Regions from separate parts of the Homo sapiens genome. Here region 2 is linked to region 1. The links are chromatin contacts, found by Hi-C or POLR2A ChIA-PET in ENCODE. All regions are on one chromosome and are shown on one strand. The core of a region is the stretch at or near the end of the contact, and the rest is flanking DNA. Distances in the headings are between cores, read along the strand shown. Region 1 overlaps CAPZA1 (capping actin protein of muscle Z-line subunit alpha 1). Region 2 holds the start of PTPN22 (protein tyrosine phosphatase non-receptor type 22).

Region 1 (6,798 bases), core at 3,641-6,140:
TCCCTCCCGGACTGGGCGGCTGGCTGGGCAGAGGGGCTCCTCACTTCCCAGTAGGGGCGGCCGGGCAGAGGCGCCCCTCACCTCCCGGACGGGGCGGCTGGCCGGGTGGGGGGCTCACCCCCACCTCCCTCCCGGACGGGGCGGCTGGCCGGGCGGGGGGCTGACCCCCCCACCTCCCTCCCGGACGGGGCGGCTGGCCGGGCAGAGGGGCTCCTCACTTCCCAGTAGGGGCGGCCGGGCAGAGGCGCCCCTCACCTCCCGGACGGGGCGGCTGGCCGGGCGGGGGGCTGACCCCCCCACCTCCCTCCCGGACTGGGCGGCTGGCCGGGTGGGGGGCTGATCCCCCCACCTCCCTCCCGGACGGGGCGGCTGGCTGGGCAGAGGGGCTCCTCACTTCCCAGTAGGGGCGGCCGGGCAGAGGCGACCCTCACCTCCCGGAAGGGGCGGCTGGCCGGGCGGGGGGCTGACCCCCCCACCTCCCTCCCGGACGGGGCGGCTGGCCGGGCGGGGGGCTGACCCCCCCACCTCCCTCCCGGACGGGGCGGCTGGCCGGGCGGGGGGCTGACCCCCCCACCTCCCTCCCGGACGGGGCGGCTGGCCGGGTGGGGGGCTGACCCCCCCACCTCCCTCCCGGACGGGGCGGCTGGCCGGGCAGAGGGGCTCCTCACTTCCCAGTAGGGGCGGCCGGGCAGAGGCGCCCCTCACCTCCCGGACGGGGCGGCTGGCCAATTTTTTTAATAAAAAAAGGAGCATGTCAACATCCCTCATCCTTTAATTTTTTTTTTTAAGATGAAAGGGGAAATAAAGAAAGATAAAAGCTACTGAGTGACATGAAAACTGAAAGAACCAGGTCAAGGAAGCCAAAGGACTGAGGTGAGGATGTCCAAATCCTAAAGGCAATAAAGAAGGCTTCTTAAAGTTACTTCTTGACCAAGACCTTTGACCTTCATATCCCCATAGTACCTCATGCTTAAAAAATTGATGAATTGGTTAAACAAGGGGATTATATGAAAGAAAAAGGTAAACTAAAAGCTCACTTCCATTTTCTAAGTTAAAAAGCAGGGTGAGGGAAGAAAATCTAGTAGTAGTATTTGAATTCGGGTTCAAGTGCTGAAAAAACTTAATATTCCCTGTTCATCTGTGAATATCAAGAACAGGAGAAATATCCAATTAGAGGAACCAAAACATCTCCCAGTTTTTAAATGAAAGCGAGGAGATTTGAAAGTATATGCAATGGCAAGGGTGAAATACTTAATGAGTGGTTAAAAATAATGTAGTTATCATTAGATGCCAACATGGAATCCTAAAACACATTGTCATAGCAAGGAATCCTATGTTATTTCCTGACAGTTACTAAAATGGTGGATGGTTATTAGATATTTGATAGTTTCTGAAGTGTTGATTTTTCACTATTTGAACACAATACCACAAAAATACCTTTAAGTAGTAGACATAATACATATAATTATATTAAAATTATATAATATATAATTATATATTATATAAATTATTCTCTCTCTATATATATCTCTATCTCTATATCTATACCTATATCTATATCTATATCTATATCTATATCTATATCTATGGAGTCTCGCTCTGTTGCCCAGGCCGGAGTGCAGTGGCATGATCTCGGCTCACTGCAACCTCTGCCTCCTGGGTAGCTGGGATTACAGGCATGTGCTACCACACCTGGCTAATGTTTGTATTTTTAGTAGGGATGGGGTTTCACCATGTTGGCCAGGCTGGTCTCGAACTCCTGACCTCAGGTGATCCACCTGCTTCAGTCTCCCAAAGTGCTGGGATTACAGATGCGAGCCACTGTGCCCGGCCTGATATATTTACATACTCACTATAAAATCTAAAGTCTGGGCTGGGTGTGGTGGCTCACGCCTGTAATCCCAGCATTTTGGAAGGCTGAGGTGGGTGGATCAATTGAGGTCAGGAGTTTGAGACCAGCCTGGCCAACATGGTGTAACCCTGTCTCTACTAAAAATATAAACACTAGCCGGGCGTAGTGGTGGGCACCTGTAATCCCAGCTACTCGGGAGGCTGAGGCAGGAGAACTGCTTGAACCCAGGAGACGGAGGTTGCAGTGAGCCAACACAGTGCCACTGCACTCCAGCCTTGGTGACAGAGTGAGACTCTGTCTCAAAAAATAAATAAATCTAAAGTCTGTTCCATGGCTCCTCCTTCCCTAATTCCTCCACTCATACCACTTAGCTCCTAGACTTACAGCTACACTCATGCCTCAGGGTATATTTCTTGTTCCTTTGGCCAGAAATGCTCTCTTGGATTATTCACTCCAATCTTTATTTAGTCTCTGTTCAAATGTTACCTGCCAAATAAACTACCCTTCCCTAACTCCCATATATAAATTAGCTGTTGTACCCTTCCAACCTTCACAATTCTAGCCCTTTTACTGCTTTATTTTTCTTCAAGGAATTTGCCACCACTTAACATATACTTACATGTTTACTGTCCAACATCCCCCAAAGTCCAAGATCATAGAGCAAGAGTCAATAAACTGCTAATGTAAAGGGCAGATGGGCTTTGGGAGTCACAGCGTTTCTGTCCCAACTGTTAAGCATGGTTGTGTTCCAATAAAACTTTATTTTGTACTCTGAAATTTGTATTTCATGTAATTTTCACATCATGAAATATGATTATTCTTTTTTTGTTTTCAACCATTCCAAAAGCATTAGTTTATAGATCCTATAAAAACAGGCAGTGGGCCCAGCACAGCAGCTCACACCTGTAATCCCAACACTTTAGGAGGCCAAAGCTGGAGAAACGCTTGAGCTCAGGAATTCGAGACCCAGCCTAGGCAACACAGTAAGATCTTATCTCTATTACAAATAACAAGAAAATTTAGCCGGGCATGGTGGCACATGCCTGTAGTCCAAGCTACTCAGGAGGTTGAGGCAGGAGGATCACTTGAGCCTGGGGGGTCAAGGCTGCAGTGAGCTATGATTGTGCCACTGCACTCCAGCCTGTGCAATAGAGCAAGAGCCTGTCTCAACAAACAACAAAACAAAACAAAACAAAAACAGATGGTGGACTGGATTTGGCCCACTGGCCATAGTTTGTCAACCCCTGACACAGAACAAAAGAACTTGTTATGTTTGTTCACTGCAGTATACCCAGGACTGAGACCTAGAACATGCTAGGAATGTGAATGAATGAATACTATTTTATTGTTTATAAAACTCTTATGTAAGCTGTTTCTTTTATTGATCTTTAAAACAGCTTGTTAAAGAAGGCAGGGGAGAGACTATTATCCCCATTTATAAATCAAGAAATAGGTTCAGGGAGTGTAAGTGCCTTGTCTAAGATTGCATGCTTATAATAAATGGGTGGAGCTGGAATTGTAACTTAGACATTCAACTATATCATGCAGTATTAAAAGGAAGTATAAGTCTGGAGGATTACCTTTAGTGTGTCACATGAATTTGACTGTCCTTTTAGACTGTTTTAACCAAGAATTGAGTCAAAGCTATGCTTGTGAAAGATGCAGTTGTTACAAAGTTGAGAAGAATAGATAAAATGATAAATAAGTTTAAAAGTTAACATTTTATCCAACTTCAAAACTGGGTCAAAGCTAAGATGAAATTAATAGAGCAAAAGGGGAGAGGGAAATGACTAAGCAGTTAGTGACTGAAAAAATATCTTTGCTACAATACAGATGAGGGATGACATTTTCATTAACAGTGATTTAGTCAATCATTCTCAAGGGTGGGAGAGTGAAAGAAAGAAGGCAGTTATCTCCCATAAAGGGGAGGTATGTCAGCTCCTCTAACTTGAGAATCACTAATATGAAGGTTTTAGTTGAACAAAAACTGAACTGCTGCTTAAAAAAAAAAGCCTTTAAAAAACTGTCCCTATTTCATAAAGTAACAGTTTCACTACACACTGTATTCATCAGATAGTATCTACACTAAACGGTGTAACTCCTTGAATATTTTAAAGGGAGACTATCCGAGGCTTTTACATAATTTCCTCTTTCATATATTTAAATATTACAATAAAATTACTAGCATAAAATTAATTATATTTTGTTCCTAACCTAAAAAGGGGGGATTTAAAATATATAACCAACAAAAGATAAGATTTCCTAAATTTCAATTTCTTCCCATTCGTCTTATTCTCTTACCTCTAAAAGGGGGAAATAATAATAAACCAATCCTTGCAAGATTCAAAATTTCATTTTCACATTACTAGTATCTGTACTGAAAGTTTAAAAATCAGTCGCACTGAAAAGTCCTAAGTTTCATTTTCCCTAGAAGTGGCTTAATTTTCTTAGATTTTCATATACCATATTTTAGCAAGAATCTTAAGAAAATGTCCTAAGGAATTTATAAAACTGTAGCTTATTAGATAATCTTTTAATAACAGACCCCACACATTTCATCAACATTGCACCTATTCATAACTAGCTTTTATTTTTTATTTTTTTCTAGAAAGAGTCTCGCTCTGTCACCGAGGCTGGAGTGCAGTGGCGCGATCTCAGCTCACTGCAACCTCCGCCTCCCGGGTTCAAGCAATTCTCCTGCCCCAGCCTCCTGAGTAGCTGGGACTACAGGCGCCTGCCACCACGCCTGGCTAATTTTTGCATTTTTAGTAGAGGTGGGGTTTCACCGTGTGACCAGGCTGGTCTCGAACTCCTGACCTCATGATCTGCCTGCCTCAGCCTCCTAAAGTGCTGGGATTACAGGCGTGAGCCACTAAGCCCAGCCATCACTAGCTTTTAAAATTATTTCCTTGGGCCGGGCACGGTGGCTCACACCTATAATCCCAGCACTTTCAGATGCCGAGGCAGGTCAGGAGTTCAAGACCAGCTGGCTAACAGGGGGAAACCCTGTCTCTGCTAAAAATGCAAAAATTAGCTGGGTGTTGTAATCCCAGCTACTCGTCTCAAAAAAAAAAAAAAAAGTCCTTGACAAACACATACAAACGAACTTTAAGTTAAATATTTAACAACTGCAACTCTTTGTGGGCACTGGTGGATAATTCTAGACAGAAAAGGGAGAATTCTTTCGCTAGATAATATCCACATTCCACTTATCAGCAAAGGCCTGGTCAGTTTATACCACCCCAGTTTTGTATACTTTAGGAGCCAAATCTCTGCCAGCATGTCTCCCTGGTCAATAAAAATCTTTACCTCCTTCATTAGTCTACTGAATGTATTAAAGATTTCACCTCTTGGCCTTGACTCATACTCTCCTTGAAAGTTGTGCCTTTCTCCCTATCTTGGTCTGTCTAAATCCTTCCCATTTTTTAAGGTTGGGTTCTTCCAACCCAACCGTAAAAAGTGTTCAAAGTGTATTTGAATGCTTATCATAGCACCTAAAATATAACTGCTACTGATAATTAGTTCTATAGATACTAGTCTGCCTCCAAAGACTCAAGTTTTTTTGGGAGGGAAACTGCCTTGCTTTCCTCTTCTATATATTACAGGGTCTAGCAAATTAAATTACACATGGCAGGCAATGAGTAAATATTTACAAAATCCTTTTTGAATAAGAAGATGTAAAGGAAATGTTCTCAGTTTTAAAGATTATTATGAGGTACTATGGCAAAATGGAAAAATATAGGCTCTGGATTGGACAGACCCAGTTTTGAATTTCAGTCACTTAAAAATCTCTTTGAACCACATCCTCTCCCTAAAGTGGGATAGTATGTACTCCTTAAAAATTGTTGGGAGTTGTTACAGCTCTTTTAGAATTTGTGTAGCAGGTTTTCTGGTTTTCACCAGAAACCAACCTACCCAATATTAAATTTAAAAAAATTGTTGTAAAGATTAAATGAGACAATATATGGTCAAATCTTTAGCAGAATACTTAAAATATAACAGGAGAGGCTCAATAAATGTCAGCTACTGTTATCTTAACTGGTCACAGCAGGATAACTCTTACTTTAAATTATAAACTGAGCAAACCCTTCAAATTACTATCAAATTACTACTTCAAAGAAAATAATCCTCTTGTTCTAGAAATCCTTTGGGTCCTAGCCACTTTATATTCTCTATCATTGCCATCATAATAATCCCCACCAATAACTACACAACTTTTTACTGACCAAAAAAGCTTTATGAAAATGTCTGTTCCAATTTCCCTTTGAAGTAATAACACATATTTCAAAGTTTTTAAAGTTTTCCAAATAGGGTATACTTAAAGAAAGTATAATAGTAGTAAACTATGCCTCCGTAAATATTTATTTTACTTATTTTCACTCTAACCCATTCCAAAAGTATTCAAGAATAAATAGTTGCATTTATTTTTCCTGAAAGAGATATGTACAGGATGTTATTCTTATCCTGGTAAGTTCTGCTTGCACAGAATTCAATGCTATTTCCTAAGGGAGTTTTTCCCATTTGAAGATATTTCGGATGTTGCATCAAACTAAAAAGCTTCTGTATGGCAAAGGAGAAAATTAACAGTAAGAGGAGACAACTAAGTGACTGGGAGGAAATATTTGCAAACTATACATCTGATAAAGGGCTAATACCAAAAATATATAAGGAACTCAAAACAACTCAATAGCAAGAAAACAAATAACCCAATTTTAAAATGGGCAAACGGTCTGAACAGACATTTCTCAAAGATATACAAATGGGCAAGAGATATATGAAAAAATGCTCAACATCTCTAATCAGGGAAATGCAAATTAAAACCACAATGAGATATCACCTCATGCCTGTCAGAATGGCTATTATCAAAAAGACAAATGATAACAAGTCTTGGGCCAGGATAAGGAGAAAAAGGAACCCTTCTGTTGGTGGGAATGTAAATTAGTACA
Region 2 (7,124 bases), core at 1,300-3,799, 1.2 Mb before region 1:
TTAAAGTTTTTTGTTTTCTTCTTCAGTTTGTTTTTTGCTTGCTTGAGTGGTCTGCTCAGGAAATGGCCTTGTAGCTAAGTGGGTTTTGGGGGTTTGGTTATTTCACAATGTCTCTATACCTTTTGGGTTTACAGTAGAATAGATTGCTGCTTGCTTTTTTAAAAAAGTGTGAAGTTCTGCCAAGACACTATTTACAGATTCTTAGATTTTGAGGAAAGGGACTATGGAGGCATCTAAGCAAAATTTTTTTTGTTATCTCCTATTTATTTCTGTCTTCTCCCTCATTAAGAAGAAACAAGAAAGTTAGTAAGAGATTGTGCTGAAATATAGGCTTGAGAAAAATAGATTTAAATTTTATTAGGCAGGTTTGCCTCATCAATTAATAAAAATTAATAAAGTTCTAGTTTTGTGTAATTGAGGACATTCTAAGGGTACAGAGAAATTATAAAACTATATTATCTTCTTTGTCCAAACATAGAAAATCATTTTCCTTTTAGGATTATGCTTTGCTACTCTGCAATTAAGCAAGTTAGTTTGGAATGTTTTTATTTTTATTTTCTTTCCCAAAGTTACCTAAGGAGTGTTTTAATTTTTATCAGTAATCATGTCTGTATCTTTAGTTCTGAGTTGCTTTATTAACTGGCTAAGGATGTTTTTGTTTTGTTTTGTTTTGTTTTTACCATATTCTGGCTTTCTCAGTGTTGTATGCCAATCTCCTAAGACAATGTTTAGAATTTAGTGGGTACTCAATAAATTTGTTGAACAACTTAATGGATTTTTAAATGTTTATTTCTAATTTTAAAAACGGTATGATAATTTTAGAAAGCAAACTTTATCATAATTCTAAAATTATGATAATTTTAGAAAGCAAACTTACACAATTGATTCTTTTTTGCTTCTTTTAGTCTTTAACTATGTACACACTTTTACATGGTTTTAGTTATTACAAACTTGAAATTTTGTATTTTTATAAATCAAAGATTTCCCATATTTTATGTTTTAAAATAGCCAAAGTAAACATCACGTTACTTAGAGCAGCAAGAAATTCTCTCTTAATTCTAGATGGGGATAATTTAAGAAATATACTATTCCTAACAAATATTGCTGAAGAATGAGGGTTTATTTTAATTTATGTATACTGGGATTGAGTTTCTTAATTTGAAATATTGTCTTTAAGTTGTCTATAACCAAGATATCTCGATGATCTTTCTTTTTTTTTTGCAGTACTTAGTAAAGAGCATGCAGTATCTTTAATGTTCAGATTAAGCAGTGTTCAGAATCATGATATCCTGAAGGAAGTTTGAATAATGTTGCAAAACAGAAAGGATTGCTAATATCTTAAATAGAGGAAGTCCTAACAACACATTTCCCAGTTTTCTTCAGGATCAAGACTAATTTTGTTAACATTTGTTGAACTTCTGCCTTCAATAAAGATGATATACTGATTTTTGGATGTTCTCACACTGAATTAGGCACTTGGGTAGACTTGTACCCATTGAGAGGTTATGCAAGCTCAAATGTGGAAAGTTTTTCTAGAAGAGCCTGCCTTTCAGGGCCAAAATGCCACAGGCACAGCATAACTTCCTGAAACAAATTTATTTCCTAAGACATTGGTTGCAGAGTAGAAATGTGTTCTTTAGAAACAGTTCTTCAGGCTTTCTGCCCTAAAAGTTACAATGTTGTCAGCAAGGTGGTTGATTTTACTTTCTTTTTGTTCCATCACAGTTTACCAGCATTACATATGCAGGGTATTGAGCTAACTGTCTGGTCAGGTGCTCCTTGTGGGGGCCACTTGCTCTAGATCCTATATAGACCAACACTCTTAGTCTTTATATCCAGAACCCAAGTGAAGCTTCAAAGGTTACTGGGAGGGTTGAAGAGGTGCTGAAATCAACACTTCCCTTAATGGAGGTCAGCACTTCCCCAGTCCTGGGAGAGACACAGACTGTCAGAAGCATCTGACTTTGCTTCATTCAAAAGGGAGTTTGAGGTATATATAGCAGACTTAAAAGTTATGAATAAAAATACCTTCTGTGATGAACAGAAGTTTCTCATTGATCACACTGACAAGAAACCTTTCGATGAACAGTCCGGGTAGAAGACATGTCACTCACTCTAAACAGTGTCTGTCTTCTTTCCTGGGCCTAACTGAACTTTGCAGAGTTCATTTGGGACATAAGGAAACAGAAGGTGTCAACTTGGCCCTTGTGCTCACTGGGAAAATGGGGAGAGACAGAACTCATTCAGGAGACCTGTAATTCTGTTCTTTCTCTGGGAGGCAAGAAGAAAGGTGAGTTTTGCATATGGGTGATGGAATGGAATAATCTCAGTTAAGCAGACCACACTTTACGTTCTAGTTAGCCTCTTGTTTGTTAAAAATTTGAATTGTAACCAGGTTCCTTTGCTGAGAAGGAAGGCACTAGGGCCCTGGAGTGAGATGATGGCTGTGTTATGTGACCACAGAAGGTGGTTACGTACTAATTTCCTCTAGGGCTTGTGATGAAGTCAGTAAACCACAGCCTTCAGCATGCTCTGCTCAGGCGGCAGCAGTGGCTTTTTGGAGGTGTCTCGGCCATGACACACATTTGACATGCCCTCCCTCAACCTACTTATAGACTATTTTTCTTGCTCTGCAGCATGGACCAAAGAGAAATTCTGCAGAAGTTCCTGGATGAGGCCCAAAGCAAGAAAATTACTAAAGAGGAGTTTGCCAATGAATTTCTGGTGAGTCCTGTATGTGACCCTCTCAGGGTAGTTACATACACTATTTAACTGACTATGGGGGTCCAATTTTCCGAGACCAAATTGCTCTTGGGATAAAGTAAATATGAGACCTTGGCGGGGAAGACAGAAAAAAAAAAGTTTGACTTCTCTGAGTGGTTTGCATGTATTTCAGGTATTCTCTCAAAATTACTGGTTTTAATATTTTGTTTGCTAGTTCTTTGGAGTTTGGTTAGGAATCCTACAGAAGACATATACAACTCCAGATGTAAAAACACTAATATTAATTGAACATCCAGATTTCCCCAGGTATCTAAGTTGTGGTTTATGCTTTATATTACTAATTTTAATTAATATTAAGAAGAAAGAGACCAATGTTAACTTTTCATGCAATATTACATTTTTAGCCTCCCCTCTGGGATTCTATTTGGTTGACAAAGGTTTTTGAAGAGCACCAAAACTACCCACTGCCACAGTTTTTTTTGTTGTTGTTGTTTGTTTTTTTAAGATTCAGAATCTTACTCTGTCACCCAGGCTGGAGTGCAGCAGTGCAACCACAGCTCACTGTAGCCTTGAACTCCTGGCCTCAAGTGATTCTCTTGCCTCAGCCTCCTGAGTAGCTGGGGCCACAGGTGTGTATCGCCATGCCTGGCTAATTTAAAAAAAAATTGTTTTTTTCTTTTTTGTAGATACGAGCCTTGCTTTTTTGCCCAGGCTTGTCTCGAACTCCTGGCTTCAAGCAATCCTCCCATCTTGCCTCCCAAAGTGCTGGGATTACAGGCATGAACCACTATGTCTGGCCATCATTTTTCTTTTCTTTTTCATATGAAAAATATATTATAACATGTGTTTTTTCAATAACAGGGCTTCCTTAACTTCTTTTGCTTGGAGAAGTGGAATGGCTAGGATGGAGAGTAGAGACAAGTGTAGGTCAAGGAGAGAAACATGAGTACAAGGTAGCTTCAGGTTGGGTGGATTAGATTACCCAGAAGAACAGTGAATCTCCTTTGAGAGAACTGTGATTATTGATGCAATGGCAGCTGGGTAGGCCTCATTCACCCTACAAGCTGAGATATCAGATAACATAGGGTGTCTAATAGTACCTATCATGTATTTTAGAATGCTTACAGCTGGCGTTTCAGAGATATAAGAATTTTAAACCTTAGCTCTTCAGTTGTGAAGAAATGGGTGGAAAGAGGGGAACTGAAGTACAAACCTGAAATTAAATCATGATTTTTTTTCACCAAATTATGAAGTATTTGACATGTTCTTAAATCTCTCTGTTTTCTAACTTATAAAATGGGGATAATAATACATGTCCTACCTATCCTCACAGGATTGTTGTGATGATTAAATATCAATAACAATCATTAAATGTGGTCATTTATTGAGTACCATTTATTGAGCACTTAGTATGTACCAAGTTCAGTTCTAAGCACTAAAAATACAGCGGTGAACAAAAAGAACCAAAACCTTTGCCTCCTGGAGCTAACACTCTGGTACCGGATAGCAGATGTGAAAACACTCTGAAAGTCTTGAGTAATTAGATATTATTGAGTGATTAGATATTATGATAGGAACTCCGATGTCAGCTCAACATGGATAATCTTGTGGTACTATGAAAAATGTGCTCTCACTGCCACTGGCTGATCAGTCTGAGCCCCTCTGGTAGAGTTACCTGAAAGGAGATAAGTAGGAAGTTCTAGCACATGTGTATACATGTCCCTGCCCCTGGACTATAATTCCTAAGCCAAGGTAACCCAAGGCATAGATGTAAAAAGTGAGCTGAGGGGCAGTGCCGGCCTCTGTTTTATTTTGGTTGTGTTTTTTAAAATAATGTAGACTGGCCGGGGGCAGTGGCTCACACCTGTAAACCCAGCACTTTGGGAGGCCGAGGCGGGTGGATCACCTGAGGTCAGGAGTTTGAGACCATCCTGGCCAACATAATGAAACCCCATTTCTACTAAAAATACAAAAATTAGCTGGGCGTGGTGGCAGGCACCTGTAATCCTAGCTACTCAAGAGGTTGACACAGGAGAATCGCTTAAACTCGGGAGGCAGAGGTTGCAGTGAACTGAGATAGAGCTGTTGCACTCCAGCCTGGACAACAAGAGCGAACTTCTGTCTCAAAAAAAAAAAAATGTAGACTATATCCCTAATATTTTACCTTTTCTCAGCTAAAGTCATTATAATTTCTCACCAAAATATAGCAGCTACCTCCTAACTGGCTTCTCTGCCTCTAGCCTTGCCCCACCTTCAGTCAATTTTCAGTTCAACACCCAAGTGATCTTTTAATCATACAAATCTGGTCTTTTTTTTGGGGGCGACAAAGTTTTGCTCTTGTCACCCAGGCTGGAATGCAATGACACCATCTCGGCTCACTGCAGCCTCCACCTCCCTGGTTCAAGCGATTTTCCTGCCTCAGCCTCCCAAGTAGCTGGGATTACAGGCATGAGCCACCACGCCTGGCTAATTTTGTATTTTTAGTAGAGACAAGGTTCCACCATGTTGGCCAGGCTGGTCTGTCCAACCAGGTAATCCACTCGCCTCAGCCTCCCAAAGTACTAGGATTATAGGCATGAGCCACCACGCCCAGCCAAATCTGGTCATTTTTTCCCTGCTTAAAAACTTGTTATAGTTTTTTTTAGCTGCTTAATATTGTGCAATATAATACACATTTAGAAAAGTACATAAAACATTTAAGTATAATTATAAAGCAACCATTAGCAGTGCAACCACTACCCAAGTCAAGAAACTGTCAGACCCCCGAAGACCCATGCCCCATCAGGTCCCCTACACCCATCTGCCCCTGTCCTGTCCTACCCTGGCCAAGGGATAATCACTATCCTGACTTTTATATTAATCACTTCCTTGCTTTTCTAGCTCCTGATTTTAAGGACCTTGTTTTTGGGTAGTGATTAAGTGTAACCTCACTGTTCACTGACTCATGTCCTCCAGTGGAAAAATAGAGTCTTCCTCTCAGCTCCATCTAAAGGTTTCAGATGAGACACCAGATAGAGAGCTTTGGGGGAGTAGAGGAGTAGTGAATGAGGCTAGACTGCTTGCTTGGACAAGGTAAATACTGCCACTAAATCAGAGGGCTTTCCATCTGGTCATGTTCTGTGTCCCATCTTAAGCCCTTAATGTATTCTCCCAGGATTTTATGTTTCCGAGGTTTGAGGACTCATTCTGTGACACAAGGCCACTGTTCACTTAACTGGTGGTAACTTTAAGGGAATTATCAAAAGGCATCTCTATTTCCAGGTAGATTCCCTGAGCATCCTAACCCCTTTACCCTCTCCCCAGGTCCATGGTTCAGATTTCAGTCTCCACTTCCTTCTTGGCCATACATCTTTGTACAGAGAACAATACAGATGGCTGTCTGTATCCCCAAGTTCTACATCCTTGGATTCAACCAACTATGGATCAAAAATATTTGAAAAAAATACCAAAAATAACACAACAACAAAAAATAAAAAATATAAAGCATAACAACAATTTATCTAGCATTTACATTGTATTAGGTATTATAAGTAATGTAGAGATGATTTAAAATATACAAGAGGTCATGTATAGTATGTGTAAATACTATGCCATTTTATATGAGGGACTTGAGCATCCACAGATTTTGGTAATTGAAGGGGGTGGTCCTGGAACCAGTCCCCCACAGATACTGTGAGAGGACTGTATTCATAATTGGATGTGGCAGTCCTGTTAATGGCAGCTGAAGCCAGTGCCATGCTGCTTATGTCTTTTCCCTGTGCCAGGACTAAATTCAGTAACTTTTCTGTAGTTGAAACTACCACTGACCACCCATCTAAGGTTTTTATACATTCATATAAACATTCATTGAGTGCTTATTGTGTGCAAAGTAATGCCCTAGATGCTAGGAATGCAATGCAATGCTCCATGCTTTAGTGGAGCTTATGTTATAAGGCAATAGATATGTCTTAGAGAGGCAGACATTAAACAACTAATTGCTATATTAAATATTTAATATAATTGTGATAGTCTGGGTGAGGTGGTCAAGGAAACATCAACATTCATTTTCTTATTTACTACTCCTTAAGAAAACCCTGTGAAATAGCTACAAATGTCATTTCTGACTTACAAATGAGGAAACTGAAGCTCTGAGAAGTTAAATAATTGGCCTAAGCTCACTCAGCTGTTCAGCCATAGAGATGAAATTTAACTCAGATCTGTCTTATTACAGAGCTGTAACATTAATCCTTATCCAATAGTGTTCTACTTCATCCAATGACACTGAGTCTCTCAAAGGACCTAGTTTTAGGGTAAGTTTTAGGGTAAGGACATAGTTAGTATAGTTTCTACACAGCAGAAACAGCAGGATGCAACTATACTGTTGAAATTTCTAAAGGTATTTTCAAACGTTCCTTATTATT

The links. A loop is a pair of places that touch in the nucleus more often than their neighbours do. ChIA-PET counts read pairs that join two places held with the same protein, here RNA polymerase II (POLR2A). Pooled maps may share reads with other maps.
Region 2: a loop to region 1 is called in a map with no recorded cell type, with 5 times the contacts of the local background. The contact joins the promoter of PTPN22 here to the enhancer-like site in region 1. A Hi-C loop is called at or near these places in 3 of 37 single-sample maps with no recorded cell type and 2 of 50 pooled maps. POLR2A ChIA-PET finds 5 or more read pairs at or near these places in 1 of 52 experiments (activated CD8-positive, alpha-beta memory T cell).

What each region holds. Positions count from the first base shown.
Region 1 is chr1:112,633,688-112,640,485 of GRCh38, reverse strand. The region is part of intron 1 of CAPZA1 (capping actin protein of muscle Z-line subunit alpha 1); the gene reads right to left. It also overlaps the pseudogene RNU7-70P. Among named protein-coding and RNA genes, the nearest start is that of CAPZA1, 17 kb to the right of the region's middle. RefSeq lists an enhancer at 1,996-2,496 and a silencer at 4,583-4,682. Within about 2 kb of position 4,890, at least 4 of the 41 ENCODE cell types and tissues checked have a DNase peak (open chromatin) inside an H3K27ac peak, as active enhancers do.
Region 2 is chr1:113,867,137-113,874,260 of GRCh38, reverse strand. It overlaps PTPN22 (protein tyrosine phosphatase non-receptor type 22), which reads left to right and starts at 2,549. Exons shown (of 21, transcript NM_015967.8): 1 at 2,549-2,724. The coding sequence starts at 2,638. All of the region lies in intron 3 of AP4B1-AS1 (AP4B1 antisense RNA 1), which reads right to left. RefSeq lists enhancers at 2,544-2,803, 3,362-3,411.